Regions from separate parts of the Homo sapiens genome. Here region 1 is linked to region 2. The links are chromatin loops, found by intact Hi-C in ENCODE. Cell type or tissue: psoas muscle. All regions are shown on one strand.

Region 1 (8,000 bases), 230 kb after region 2:
ACAGCTGCTGAAGCCCTCTGTCCTGGATGGGCCACGGCAGAGCTGGAAATCAGGCCCTTGGAAGGCAGCCCAGAGAGGGCTTCCTGCATGCCCAAGGCCATCTCTTCCCACTCTCTGCTTCCGCTCAGGCCCACCCGTCCTCTCTGCAGCCTGAGCAGAGACAGCACACCTCCGTTAGGGGTAGATGATGCCCAGACGGTGGAAACCAGGCCTGGAGAAGAGAACTCTTCCCCCACACATGCATCCACACAGAGGTTCATCAGGGAACCTTTCCACTAGACCCTCAGAGACAGGGGCACTACCCCTCAGGATTCCCAGCCGGTGAACTGAGACTCAGTTGTTTTCCTGAAGGTTAGCCAGGGGCTGGAATCCAGCCCATCCACTCCGTCCTTGTTCCTGCCCCTATAACCTGTGTATAAAGAGCTCTTCATTTATAATTTGGTGTTTACTTCAAAATACTCCAGGGGACTTCTGCCCCATCTTCCAACCTCCAAGATTCTGAATAATTTATTTTAAAAGTTGCTCACAGCATGTTTGCTCCATGAGGTGCGGTAGGGGAAAAGAGAGTGTTATTTGGAAAGGCTGTTTCAGTTGATAGAAAGACAGGTGAGCAATTGTTTTTATTTTCTAAAATCCTCATGCAAATATATCTGTACATGTAATGGCTAATGATGAGCTGGCAAATTTGGCTTGGCATTGAATGAGATCCAGCTCAAAATTAGAATAAGCCAGCGGTAAGACCAAAGGCCTCTCAGCCCAGGTTTCTGTCCGACCATTCCTTTCATTTGCATCATGGTTTCTTAATTTTGAGAAATAAATAGCCCCCTTTTAAGGGGGGAAAAAAGTGTTCGAGGAAAATGGATTTAAAAATTATATTTGCTTGTAATAATCACTGCAAAACAGAAGTTTTGATTTTATAATTGGAAGACTAATAACTTTTTAGAAGGTCTTGTAAATGAAAACACAAGATAAAAAACTCTCAGAGTGGCTGAGCACAATGGCTCATGCCTGTTATCCCAGCATTTTGGGAGGCTGAGGTGGGAGGATCACTTGAGTCCAGGAATTCAAGACTAGCCTGGGCCATATAGTGAAACCCCATTTCTGCCAAAAATTAGAAACTTAGCTGGGCGTGGTAGCATGCACCTGTCGTCCCAGCTACTCAGGAGGCTGAGGTAGGAGGATTGCTTGAGCCCGGGATGTCGAGGCTGCAGTGAGCTGTGATTGTGCCACTGCACTCCAGTGTGGGCAACAGAGCAAGACCCTGTCTCAAGAAAAACAACTCTTAGAGAGACCTCAGATTCCAGTTTGAGAAACAGTGGAAGCCATTTTTCCTGGGAAACCTCTGGTAGATGTTATGTACAACCTGGACCCAGACCATTGACCTGTCAGCCCAGCAGCCGTGCCCTAAGATGCCACTGTTCTTAGGTAGTCCCTTCACTATTAATAACTCTAAAGACACTGAGGCATTGGAGAAGTGGACAAAGACTGATACGTTGTGAGGGCTGGAGGGCAAAGAGAGAAAAACTTGCCACTTGGAATGCAGCTAGAGCGGAGCATGACTGTGGAACGACCCTGAGTTGGAAGACAGCTGCTGTGAGCAGAGTGGGAGAAAGAGAGGGGTACTCCTTTTTGGGGGCTGCTGCTGCAAGACACCAAGAACTAACTGGGCAACTTAAAACATCAGAAATGTATTCTCTCACAGTCCTGGAGGCTGGGAGTCTGAAATCAAGGTGTCAGCAGAGCCATCCTCTCTCTGATGGCTCTAGGAATGGAGCCTTCCATGCCTCTTCCAGTTCCTCATGTTTGCTGGCTATCCCTGGTGTTCCTGGGCTTGTAGAGGCATCACCCCAGCCACATGGCCGTCTTCTTCCTGTGTGTCATCACATCCTCTTTCCTCTGCACATCTGCCTCTGCGTCTCTGCTCCTCTTCTTAAACCAGTCTAAATTAGTTCAACCATTGTGGAAAGCAGTGTGGTGGTTCCTCAAAGAACTAAAAACAGAACTACCATTTGACCCAGCCATCCCATTATTGGATCTATACCCGAGGGAATATAAATCATTCTACCATAAAGACACATGCACGCATGTGTTCATTGCAGCACTATTCACAATAGCAAAGATACGGAATCAACCTAAATGCCCATCAACGGTGGACTGAATAAATAAAATGTGGCACATATACACCATGGAATACTATGCAGCCATAAGAAGAGAATAATATTATGTCCTTTGCAGGAACATGGATAGAGCTGGAGGCCTTATCCTAAGGGAACTAACGCAGGAACAGAAAACCAAATACTTCATGTTCTCACTTATAAGTGTGAGCTAAATAATGAGGACACAGAGATACAAAGAGGGGAACAACAGACACTGAGGCCCCCTTGAGGGAGGAGGGTAGCAGGAGGGAGAGGTTCAGAAAAAAAAAAACAGGTACTATGCTTAGTACCTGGGTGATGCAATAATATATACCAAACCCCCACGACATGAGTTTACCCATAAAACAAACCTGTATGTGTACCCCTGAACATAAAAGTTAAAAAAAAGAAAAGAACACCAGTCATATGGGATTAGGGCTCACCCACATGTCCTCATATTAACTTGATTACCCCTGTAAAGACCCTATCTCTAAATAAGGTCACATGCTAAGATACTGAGGGTTGGAGCTTCAGCTTGTACCAAGAGCAGGTTGGGAGAAACCTGGGTGGGTAAAGAGGTGGGAAAACCAAAACCAGAAGAGGGAATGGAGAGGCTGCCAAATCTCTTCAATCCACCCTACAGTGGTGTGCAGAGTCGCCTGGACTCATCTCATTAGGACAGAATGAGAATCTCACTTTATACACCACAAAACACCACAGAGCCCAATTGTTCGCCTTTAGACTGTTGTGCAGATGCAGCTCCAGCACATGGGGCACACAATTTAAAGCACAAAGCAAGACAGACTTTCTCTGTTATTAACAGAAGTCTCTGGAAAGAGCTACTCTTGATGTGACGAACTCACAGAGGTGAAAATGTCCTTCTAGGGCGATGGCTCAGCAGAGGCTGGCGATCGGCCAGGAAAGCACATCTGGTGCCGCTCAACCGGATGCCCTGGGTGGGTGATATTTACAGTAAAATACAGCAGCTCTAATGAAATTTCCACAGTGGTTACTTGGCAAATTGATGGTTTTGTTGAGATAAGGAGAAAGATGGGACGAGGGGGGAAAGGGGGAGAGCCAAACTGAGAAAAACACACACACACACACACACACACAGACCATTTTAGTCATTAGGAAAGAAAGTTGTGAGCATACCAGTCAGGGCACTTGTGATTTAAGTCAGAAAACGGTTTTGATTTAAGTTGGAATTCAGCTTTGAGGGCATGGGATGACCTGGCCTTATAATCCCATAGATTTGAAAGTGATTGCGGATTTATAGACACTCACTGCACACATAGCCTGAGAGCACAGACTCTGCTTTCAAGGGGCGTGTGATGTTTTAAAGAAAGTTCAAAGTGCTGCTAGAAATGTGTCTAAAACAGACAAGTGACTCTGAGGACACATTCATTTTTTATTGAGAGTCCGGCTAAACATGTAGTTGTGACAAGATGTTAAAAACCGTTATTTAATCATGTGTTCCCTCCCTTATGTTCATGCTGGGAACATGCCTGGGTGAAATCATGGAAACACCACACCCAAGATTCTGTTGTTAAAGCACTGATGACTTCTGACCCAATCATAAAGTTGACAGCAAAACCAGCTTATTTTTCAGAGTTCAAAAGAACAATCCTGTAATCTGTAAGATGTTTGAGAAAAAGTCCTAGTCTTAATGTTCTTTTTCTTTAAGCTCTTTGTGGAAGTAAGCTGGTTATAACTAATAGAGAAATAAAGAACAACTCATAACTCTTCCCCTAAATACTGATTCCAGTGACTTCCATGCTGAAAGAGCATCCACGGGTTTAAAAACTCTGTTCAAGGAACAGTGCCAGGTACCAAGGATACAGGAGGTATAACACAGACCCTAACACAGACTCCAATTGCAAGGGATCTGCACTTCATTTATCCATTCATCCTTCACCAATCCATTCAAACAGCCAACGTTTGTTGAAGATTTGCCATGTGCCACCTTTCTTTCACCAGGGAGATGGAGGTCCAGAAGGAAAATCTTTCCCGTCAAGGAGGCTCAGAGTCTATTGGGAAGAAAAACAGGTAACAATTATGCTGCTTCTTCAGAACCAGGTCTACAGGTGACCACCAAGAACTGTGGTCTGTGAGTAACTACTAAGGAAGGAGAAAGCACTTGTGGAAAAGCCAGCCTCAGTATTAAGGCAGACTCTGTGGAGGGCCAGATGAATGGCGAGGACTGTAAGTGTTCTCAGAGACAGAAGAGGGGGGTATTCAGCACATCTAGAATATTAATATATTGAGCTTCCAAGTATATTGGAGAAGAAAATAGAAAATTTAAAGGAATTTTATAACTACACTTTATGGGTAAATATTCCATTTCTCTCATTTTTCCCTACAATCACAACTGTATCAAATATAGTTCCCTAGACCGTGCATGGTGGCTCATGCCTGTAATCCCAGCACTTTGGGAGGCCGAGGCAGGTGGAATGCTTGAGCTCAGGAGTTTGAGACCTGCCTGGGCAATGTAGCGAATCCCCATCTCTACAAAAAATACAAAAATTAGCCAGGTGTGTGGCGCATGTCTGTAGTTTCAGCTACTGTGGGGGCTGAGGTGGGAGGATCACTTGAGCCTGGGAGGTGGAAGTTGCAGTGAGCCGAGATTGTGCCACTGCACTCCAACCTGGGTGACGGAGTGAGACCCGCTCTCAAAAAACAAAACAAAACAAAAAAACACTTTTTAAAAAATAGTTCCTATAACAAGACCTGAAACCCTTCAGTGATTTGGGATGGGAGCGTGAATGCTAGGAATGGGAAAAGGATGGATCTAGTTGAAAATAAACATGAAACAAGGCTCTCAGAGATGACTTCTCTTAAGTCCATATTGGAACCCCCAGAACACTTTCTCTCCACTCCTTTCCTGATGACTGACCCTCTTGAGAGCTCTCTCCTTGTCTATTCTCCTTCCTGGACAACGATCAGCTTGGCCTGGCTTTATTAGCACTTATAGTGAATTCTTCATCTGAAAACTACCAATGAACTACCAACCCTGTCTGCCATAATAAGCCAACAGCCCTGTCTTGGTTATAGACAGCTAATATCATCTGCACTTAAAGTCTCTGCTCCAGGAGATAGCCTCAGTCTTCTCCATATCCTATGATGAGAGATGGATGAGAGCCCTTTAAAATAAATGTATCTACACATGCAAAGGGCTGTTAAAATTAGTTTTAAGCCATGGGAAGAAATTACAGAGGAATATATATTCAATGAGACTGCAAGCTTAAATTACTGATAGACAGACAGAATGGAGGAGAATGCCAGATGAAACTCTCTGATTTATTGGTAATAATAATCTGACTCTATGTCAGATAGAGTATAGGAATTACTATCAATAATGAGCACTTATTTATATATCTCATATAGGGAGAGATCAGGAGAACTGTTCCAAAGATGTACATGAAAGTATAATATGCCAGGAGCAGATAAGTATAATTTTATTGATTAGTCAACTGGGTTAGGACCTCACTTGTGGAAGAATGATGTGCACAACCAAGTTTTAATTGTGCTTATGTCACTGGGCAACTCTAGAGATGCCTCCTCTTTCTCTTTTCCTGTGATTTCTCCCATCTCCTCCACCTCTTAGAATCCTACTTGCCCTTCAAAGCTTAGCTCACTTCTCCTCCCTGATGTGAACACTTCCTTAACTACAGTAGGCTGTATATTAGCTTCCTCTTCTGATCCCCAGCTGCAGTTATTTTCTGAACAAACCATTGGCACTTTTCTCTTTTCTTTTCTTTCTTTTTTTTTTTTTAATTATACTTTAAGTTCTAGGGTACATGTGCACAACGTGCAGGTTAGTTACATAGGTATACATGTGCCACGTTGGTTTGCTGCACCCATTAACTCATCATTTACATTAGGTATTTCTCCTAATGCTATCCCTCCCCTAGACCCCCACCCCACGACAGGCCCTGGTGTGTGATGTTCACCGCCCTGTGTCCAAGTGTTCTCATTGTTCAATTCCTACCTATGAGTGAGATCATGAGGTGTTTGGTTTTCTGTCCTTGTGATAGTTTGCTCAGAATGATGGTTTCCAGCTGCATCCATGTCCCTGCAAAGGACATGAACTCATCCTTTTTTATGGCTGCACAATATTTCACGGTGTATATGAACCACTGGCACTTTTCATATACTACCTTACATATGTATATATCTTGTCTCCTCAATTTGAGGTAAGAACCTCGAGAAGAAGGACCCATTTTAGCAACATCTTATGAATAGCACCTTACACATTTATTTATTGAACCTACTGCATGAATGACAATAGAGGTGCAAAGGTGAACAGTATACCTGCCCTGTCTTTGAAGAGCTAGGGCCATTGACAAGTAGCCTCTGGTGAGTTAGTCAGTTGAAGATTCAAGAAATGACTCAGGAACAGAGTACCAAGCAAACATTTGGCCAGAGAGAATAAGAAAGGAGAAGAGAAAAAGCTGGCAATTATGAGTCAGGGTAGACTTGATTGCTAAAACAAACAATGTAACGTAACATAAAAAAGTTCCCGGTCAAGTCACATTTCAGTGTGGTCGATGTAGAGCTCTGCTCATGCAATCATTCAGGGATCCAGGCATCTGTCAACTTGTGACTGTATGTCAGAGTTCTCTACATTTATGAGATGTATAAAGAAAGACTGAGAGAGCATAGCAGACACACCTAGCCCTCCAAGTAACACACCTTGCCTCCCTGAGATGTGTCACGTTGATAGGAATCAGTTCTGTAGTCTCACATAGATGCCACAGGATGGGAAATATGTCTAATTGTGTGCCTCCAAAAGGAAAACTCAGGTATTGGTAGTTTCTGCCATAGTAGATAAGGTTGAACAAAAATTAAAAGATGAAAAAGACTATGATAAGAAACAGAGCCTCAAACTCCAGATTTTCCCTCTCCTTTTCTTCAAAGAGATGGACACCAGTATAATGGTCCCCCGTTTGAAGAAAGACCTGCATGAAGTGTATGGGGTTGGGCACAGCAGAGGAGAATAATCTTTTCTCTGTGACTAATTAGCCATATGAAGAAATGAAACAATCAATGAGGAAAGTATTTTTTTTAATTTTAGGTTCAGGGTTTCATGTGCAGGTCTATTACACAGGTCTATTGTGTAATGGTGAGGTTTGGGCTTCTAGTGAACTCATCACCCAAATAGTGAACATAGTGCCTGATAAGTAATTTTTTGACCCTTGCCCCCCATCTTTCTTCCCTGCTTTGGAGTCCCCAGTGTCTATTGCTTCCATCTTTGTGTCCATGGGTACTTATTATTTAGCTTCCACTTATAAGAGAAAACATGCAGTATTGGATTTTCTGTTTCTGAGTTATTTCACTTAGGATAATGTCCTCCAGTTCCATCCATGTTGCTAAAAAGGACATTATTTCATTCTTTTTATGACTACATAGTATTCCATTGTGTATATGTACCATATATACATACATATTTTTTGAGACTGAGTTTCGCTCTTGTTGCCCAGGCTGGAGTGCAATGGTGCAATCTTGGCTCACTGTAACCTCTACCTCCCAGGTTCAAGTGATCCTCTTGCCTTAGCCTCCCAAGTAGCTGGGATAACAGGTGCCCGTCACCATGCCCAGCTAATTTTCGTATTTTTAGTAGAGATGGGGTTTCACCATGTTGGCCAGGCTGGTCTCGAACTCCTGACCTCAGGTGATCCACCCTCCTCGGCCTCCTAAAATGCTGGAATTATAGGCGTGAGCCACCACACTGGGCCACCGTATTTTCTTTATCCAATCAATCATTGATGGACACTTAGGTTGATTCCGTGACTTTGCTATTGTGAATAGTGTTGTTATAAACACTGAATGCAGGTGTCTTTTTGATAAAATGATTTTTTTTTC
Region 2 (8,000 bases):
TTCTCATGAAACATTCAATAATAAGTATAAGTTTTGGGTAAGATTCCCACAGAGCCGAAGTGACATTCTCATTGAGTCGTATAAAGGGATACAAGATGGAAACATGACACTGACAACCTTAATTGCTTGGTTAAGGTAGTTTCTCCCAGGTTAATGTAATCATTTCTAAAAATAAAACTATCAATGCAGCCTCCAGATGCAGCAAAGTTAGAGATTTACAAACATGAAAGACACATAGAAAGTATTAAATTTCAATGACAACTGCACAAAACTTATTCAAATAATGACTCTAGTGATATTTCCTTCCTGATTTTAAATGAATTGTTAAATGTATCACTTCTCTTAAAATATCTATGCAGTGACTGCATGGAAATGTATATTAAAATCATTTCTGCATTTCCTTTGCCATGTTAAAATAAAAGATATTCTAAAAAGCTACATAAAATACTAAATCATCTTTATAATAATTTTGAAAAATACATCAACATTTCTAAACTATGGCAAGTCACCTTCAGCTGTAATCATTTGGTAGGTATAACTATCTTCTACTTTTCCAATTACAATATTTAAAAATATTTTTGATATTGCACCAGAGCCTATATAACATATACTCTGAAATAGCATCTATGTATAGCAGTAGAATACTGAGAATTTGGTCTAGCATACTTATTTAGTTTTCTGATTCAGCTTATTTAAATTTTTCATCTTAGTGAATATACATCCCCAAACTTTGAAACATTTTTTTCTCTAGCACTTTATTTTTTCCCTAGTGGTGAATATCTTCAATTTTGTAGACAATCAAGTAAGATATTCAAAGGGGGTGAATGCAACCCAGATGCCCATCTACAGGTGAATGGATAAAGAAAGTGTAGTCTACAATGGAATATTATTCAGCCTTAAAAATGAAGGAAATCTCATCACATGCTACAACATGGATGAATCCTGAGGACTTTTGTTAAATGAAATAAGCCAGTCACAAAAAGAAAGATACTGTACAATTCCACTTACATGATGTATCTAGAGTACTCAAATGTACAGAAACAAAAAGTAGAATGATGGTTGCCAGGGGCTGGGGGAGGGGAATAGGGAGTTGTCGTTTAATGGGTACAGAGTTTTAGTTTTGCAAGATGAAAAAGTTCTGGAGCTCTGTTTCACAACAATGTGAAATATGCTTAACCTTACTGAGCTGTACACCAAAAAATGGTTAAGATGGTAATGTTTGTTCCTACCAGAATAAAAAATAATTGCCTCTATACGTTTTAAACATTTATTTATTTTGAAATAATTCAGACATGCAGAAAGTTGCAAGAATAATACAAAGAGTTCTTTGTACAGCGGTTGTTCTCTATTCCCTTCATCCAGATTCCACAACGGTTAACATTTTGCCACATTTGCTTTATTCTTCTGTGTGCATGTGATACTTTTATATAATATTTGAGAGTAGATTGAAGACATGATTCCCTCTTATTCCTAAATACTTCAGTATGTATTTCCTAAGAACAACGACATTCTCTTAAAATAACCACAGTATAATTTATTAAAACAGGAAATGAACACTAATAAAATATTATTTTCTGATCTACAGACTTTATTCAAATTTTGTTAATTGTCCCAATAATGTCCTGTATAGTGAAAATAAGATAAAATAGACAAAGAAAAAAATCCAGTCCAGAGTCCACTCCAGGATCACACATGGCCAAATCTCTTTAGTCGCCTTTAATCTGGAATGGTTCCTCAGTGGGTCCTTGATAACCTTGATATTTTTGACAAATACAGGCCAGTTATTTTGTAGAATGCCTCTCAATTGGGTGTTCTTAATGTTTCCTCAGATTAGATTGAGGTAATACATTTTTGGCAGGAATACCACAAAAGAGATGTTGTATTCTCAGTGCATGATATCAGGAGGCAGGATGTAAATTTATTCCATTATGGGTGATGTTAACTTTGATCACTAAGTTAAGATGCTGTCTACCCAGTTTCCCTGCAGTAAGGGTATTATTCCCCTCTGCATTTCCCCTCACCCCTTGTAACTGATAAGTACTTTGTGGGGAGATACTTTGAGATTATGTAGTATAGATTATATTCCATTCCTCACCAAAACTCTCACCCAGTAGTTTTTAACATCCGTTGATAATTCTTGTCCAAGTCAACCATGACGATGAGGTTTGTCGAGTGGTGACTATCACTTCATTTCTTCTAGATTTTTTGCTGGTGTTCTACTACAGTGAAGAGCTTTTCCTTCTCATTGATTTATTCGTTTATTTATTCATTTATTTACTTATCACTGTATAGACTCATGGATTCTTATGTTATTCAGTGAGCTATAATTTGTTACTGTCATTATTTTGACACTCAAATTGCACAAGATTTGGCCAGTGAGAACCCTTCAAGCTATTTCCTGTGTTCTTTTGACATGGCCCCATCCTTCTTTGAACACTTCTTTACTTTCTGGTTCAAGATGTTTCAGGATCATTTTTTATTTTCTCTTTTCCAACTCTGGAATCAGCCATTTCTCCAAGAACCCCTTGTTCCTTTTAGCGGAGAATAATTGTTGTTTTGTTTTGTTTTTGAGACAGGGTCTCTCACCCTGTTGCCCAGGCTGGACTGCAGCCATGTGAACTCGGCCCACTGCAGCCTCAACCTCCCAGGCTCAAGTGGTTCTACCACCTCAGCCCTCTGAGTGGCCGTGACAACAGGTATGTGCCACCATACCCTGCTAATTGGGAATAATGTTTAGAAACTAATATTTGAGCACTAGGAGTACTCATTGCTACAGGAGTGTCATTGCTTCTAGGCCCTTTCAGCAGAGAGCTAGGATGTGAGTGTGTGTGTGTGTGTGTGTGTGTGCACTCACACATGCAGTTTACAGGAAGGGTTCCCTGAGAACTGAATGCAGACAGAAATAAGTGAGCAGAACGTTTGTTAGGGAGCGCTCTAGGGATGAACTACTATGGAATGCAAGGGAAGGAAGCAGGATTGGGCACAGGGAGAAGATAGGCTGTGATGCGGTCTCCACAAAGACCTCAGTTGACCCCATGGGAGCTCTGATGCTGGATGTTCCTTTAGAGTTCTGAGTTGGGATGAGGGATTCAGGCCTTCATACCCCTGAGTCAATCAGTCATTGAATATGAGCCTCCCCAGGAAGGGTTCATGAAGTCGGGCAAGGTGGCTCTCTTTAGCTAAGGCAATTCCAAAAAGGGCTGGCAGCTGAGACTTGTTAGTCAACAATGTTTCCAGCATTTTTGATAATAAATCCTTCAGTCATGAAAAGACTGGGCAGCAGGGATTACTCATGACTCATCCACACACATGCTTATCTCTATCAATATCTGCCTGCCATCCATCGATCCATCCACCCATCCATCCATGAACCTATCTATCTGTCTTAAAAACCAGGAGTTTGGCCAGGCACGGTGGCTCACACCTGTAATCCCAGCACTTTGGGAGGCTGACGCAGGCGGATCACCTGAGGTCGAGAGTTCGAGACCAGCCTGACCAACATGGAGAAATCCCATCTCTACTAAAAATACAAATATTAGCTGGGCATGGTGGTGCATGCCTGTCATCCCAGCTACTTGGGAGGCTGAGGCAGGAGAATCGCTTGAACCCAGGAGGCGGAGGTTGCAGTGAGACGAGACCATGCCATTGCACTCCAGCGTGGGCAACAAGGAGTGAACCTCCGTCTCAAAATAATAATAATAATAATAATAATAATAATAATAATTACAAATAAGTATTTGTTATTTATTATATTGTGTTAATCTTATTTGAATAACATTTACATATTTGTTATTAATGTATATCTATTATTGCATCATGGGAAGTCATTTTAGCTTAGAAGATTGCAAGTCCAGTGTAGTGGAGGGCTTGAGAGAATACATGCTGGAACCAGACTGAGGATGTGAAACCTTCTCAGATGTGTGGCCCTGAGCAAATCATTTAACCTCTCTGTGCCTCAGTTTCCTCATCTACAAAATAGAAATATCAACTGTACGGTTTTACTAGACTGTTAAGCATCTCAAAGTTAACACATCTAAAATCCAAATTTCCATGCTGGGAGCAGTGGCTCATGCCTGTAATCCTAGCACTTTGGAAGGCTGAGGCGGGAAGATTGCTGGAGCCCAGTAGTTCGAGACCAGCCTGGGCAACATAAGGAGACCTTGTCTCTACAAAAAATACAAAAATTAGCCAGGTGTGGTGGTGCGTGCATGTAGTCCCAGATACTTGGGAGGCTCAGGTGGGAGGATTGCTTGAGTCCAAGTGGTGTTCGAGGCTGCAATAAACCAACATTATGCCACAGCACTCCTCCAGCAGGGTGACAGCATGAGACTCCATCTCTTAAAAAAAAAAATGAAAATCCAAAATCCAATTTCTGTCTTCCCCTTCCCCTTCAAGACTGCTGCTTCCTCAGTTTCCCCAAAGTAAACTGCAACTTCATCAAGTGCTCAGGCTCAAAGCCCTGGAATCATTATCGACTCCCCTCTTTTTCCCCCATCACATATCTAATTCACCCATGAGTCCCAGGTTATTACAATAATCCCCTGACTGTCCTTCCTATTTCTGCTTTTGCCACCCTAGAATGTATTCTCCACCAATAGCCACAGTGATACTTTTAAAAACAAATCTTTTAATGTCACTTCTCTGCTCACAGCCCTCTAATGACTTCCTGCCTCGCTCAGAATAAAAGCCAGAAAGCTGGCAATGGCCCACCTGATCCAGCCCTCTGTACTCTTGAGTCTCATATTCTATCCCTCTGGCCTGTGGCTCCCTGCCCTGCAGCCACACTGGCCTCCTTGCTGTCCCTGAACTGAACATGCTTGCAGCTCAGGGCCTGTAGCACCAGCTGTTCCCTTTGCTTAGAAAGCCTTGTTCCCAGATATTCCTACCCCTTCTCCTACTGATCTTAACTCAAAGCCTTCTATGACTCCCCTGTTTAAAGTGGCAGGCCTCAAATCCAGCATTGCCTACCTCCTTTCCGGCTTTATTTTCCTCCACAGCACTTCTCATCGTCAGGCACATTACACAATTTACTTGTCTATTTCATATGGGCTGTCTCCTTCCTCTCCTCCTCCACCCTCTCACCCCCCAGGCATGTAAAATCCATGGGGCAGGGACTTTTGTTTTGCTCACTGCTATATCCTCAGCTCCTAGAAAAGTGCTCGGTGCATAGGACACCTCAATAATTAATATGTGTCCAGGGCTCCCAAGACCACCTCCAGGTTCAGGGATTTACCAGGGGGACTCACAGGACTCAACATAGAGTCATACCCATGACTAAGATTTATTACAGCAGGAGGATGCCAGGCACAAACAGCAAAGGGAAAAGACGCATGGGGCGAAGTCCAGGGAAGTCAGACACAAGCTTCTAAGGAGGCTTTCCCACCAGAATCACACAGGACACACTTAATTCCTCCAGCAATAAGTTGTGACCTCAGGTCTGAAGTGTTGTTTACTAGGGAAGCTCAATAGAGGATTAGGACTTATGGTTTTTATTTGGGGCTGGTCACTAGGCACCGCTGCCCAGCACATACCCAAATTCCAGACGCCCAGAAGGAAAGAGATTGTTTGGCAGAAACCATATTGTTTGTACAGTTTAGGCACAGTGAGTCCTTCTTATCAGTTCTGGGAATGGTGGGAACCCTCCCCAAGTCCAAATTCCTGGACACCAGCCAAGGGCCAACCTCACAAGCAGGCCTTTCTAAAGATAGCAATCTCAGGCCTGCCATGTTAACTCTGCACAGCGTGTTAAAAAAATTTGTTACTTTTCAGTTGACAAAAATAAAGCATTTTAGAAAACAAGAGCAAGATAAGGTCAATGAAAGAAAATCTTTCATTTTTTTGCACATTGGAATCATGGTGATAAATTTTGATCTTACTTATGCACACACAAACACTGTGCATATTTTTAAAGTAGCTTGGCCTGGTAAGAAGATGTGGATGGAACCTCACACATTTCTTGGATTCTATACATTTTAGGATCTATTTCTGAAGGGAATGAGAAGAAGCAAAATCTAGATGGAACGAGTGTCTATCAGAGAGAGTGGAACCTGTGACTGCCTTTATTGTTTTTTATTTGAATATATATTTTTATTTAGAATGCAGGATTAACGGCATGATAATAAACTGTCACTCACAAGTCTGTACTGAGAAGCAAATAATCTTCAAAACATGTTGTTTTTCACGAGTAATTTACACATAGCAGTATTATTATTTAGTACTAGTGTCAAAGACGACATTTAGATTCTTCAGCTTTAGGGCATTTAGCAACATCAAAATGATTTATAGTCAGACAGAGGAAAGCAATTCTAAAGCAGTTTCTTTTTCTTCCCTGCCAGTTCCTTTGCAGTAAGATCCATCTTCTTACATGAGGAATCATTAATGGAGAGAGCTTCAACAAATTTCCAGGTCTTATTCTTGAATACGACAGAGAATGAGTAGAACGATGACTGGGAATACCATAGGAGTCACTATTAGAGATAACCCCACTGGACACAGACTCTCCCTATGGGGTTCCAAGCCAGATGTCTCTGAGGTGGTTGGAGATGGCTCTTGTAGTGGACATTGTCCTGGATGGTTTTTGAGCCTCGATGACAGCAGCACCATGTTGCTGCACAGCCATGAATTCTCCCTGGGGCCAGCTGTCATGTTTCAGAGCTTCATAAACAACTTCCTTTGCTTGCAATTTCGTCTTGGCTTGGTTGACATCTGGATACTGAGTGAAGGAATGGTTTCCCCAGATATGTAATATTCTTTACATTGTCAGCAGTCACACCAAGTTTAAGAGTAATTTGAACTTGAGTTTGGTTGTGATCCAAACAAGTCAAGCAACTGAAGTTCTCATTGAAGATGGATGGAACCAACTTGGAGGCAGTCAGGCAGTTGATATTGGCTGGGTTTCCCATAACAATAACCTTAACGAACTTCTTGTCATATTTCTCCAAGGCTGCACCCTGCCATTTGATGATTTTTACATTTTCAGTAAATCTTTCCTCTCTTGGCACAGAGCCCAAGAGAATGGCCACATCCAGGTCTTTGAAGGCAACTTCTTTGTTTGTTTGGATGACATCTGTCAGGAGGGGAAGGGCACAGTCTTGCTGTTCCATTAGGACACTGTTCAGGACAACAAGCATGGGGGTGATATCCAATGGCACAAGAATGATAGGCTAGTCTTCACCAAAGACAGATGCATTTCTAATACTGTAGAGCAGTGAATATATGATTTGACCAGCTGCCCTAGTCACAAGGATTGGTATTGATTCAGACATAACGGGGAACTGTGTGACAATTTTAGCACTTGCAAAGTGAGCCTCAGGGAGTCAGGTTACCTCTACTGCACAACTGACTTGTGACAACCTTTAGCACAATATATTTATATTTGGTTTTGGTTTTGCTTTTTGGATACCCAGTGCTCAGAAAAGTAGCTGGCACATACAAAAAGCTGCAAAAATATTTGTACAGCAGGTAAATGATACACTATAAATGCTAAAAATGATTCCATTTCATAGACACATGAGTAAATTCAAGCTATATCAAAAACAAATGTGACTTGTGGCAGATGCTGAATATAACTTGAAGATTGGTATTAGAGCTACTGTGAGAAAACAGGTTAAAATATTTTTATTGTACCATACTTAGGTATGTTGGAATGGTAAGTAAATAGTTGGCATTGCTGCTTTTGTTTGGTTAAGCTAAAACAAGAGAGGGAAAACACGCACGCACGCACGCACGCACACACGCACACACACCCCTGAAAAACATCTGGTGTTGTGTGGAATTGGGGAAGGAGAATCCCTAGTTCTCTGAATCAAGACTTGCTTAGAGCAGTCTTCTTCAATGCGAGACTGTCATCATGATATTGAGACTGTAGGGAAACTTCTCAGGACAGAAGCTCCCAGAAAACTTAAGCCAAAATCATTTTTCAAGCTATAAGACCAGTAAAAGAAAAGCTGGCTTACGGCTGGGCGTGGTGGCTCACACCTGTAATCCCAGCACTTTGGGAG

What was found. Peaks named below come from ENCODE experiments on the same cell type or tissue, not always from the same donor. Only the 100,000 strongest peaks of a DNase experiment are listed, where the experiment ranks them.
Region 1: it touches region 2 in a loop (1.9-fold over the local background); 11 of 110 quality-filtered maps call a loop at or near these places.

What each region holds. Positions count from the first base shown.
Region 1 is chr6:15,875,219-15,883,218 of GRCh38, reverse strand. No RefSeq gene overlaps it. Among named protein-coding and RNA genes, the nearest start is that of LINC02543, 120 kb to the left of the region's middle. RefSeq lists an enhancer at 2,912-2,961. In psoas muscle, no CTCF peak of the experiment used is centred here; DNase peaks (open chromatin) are centred at 1,855 and 3,058.
Region 2 is chr6:16,106,887-16,114,886 of GRCh38, reverse strand. It overlaps the pseudogene MDH1P2. Among named protein-coding and RNA genes, the nearest start is that of MYLIP, 18 kb to the left of the region's middle. In psoas muscle, no CTCF peak of the experiment used is centred here; a DNase peak (open chromatin) is centred at 4,736; H3K4me3 peaks cover 343 bases; H3K27ac peaks cover 3,734 bases.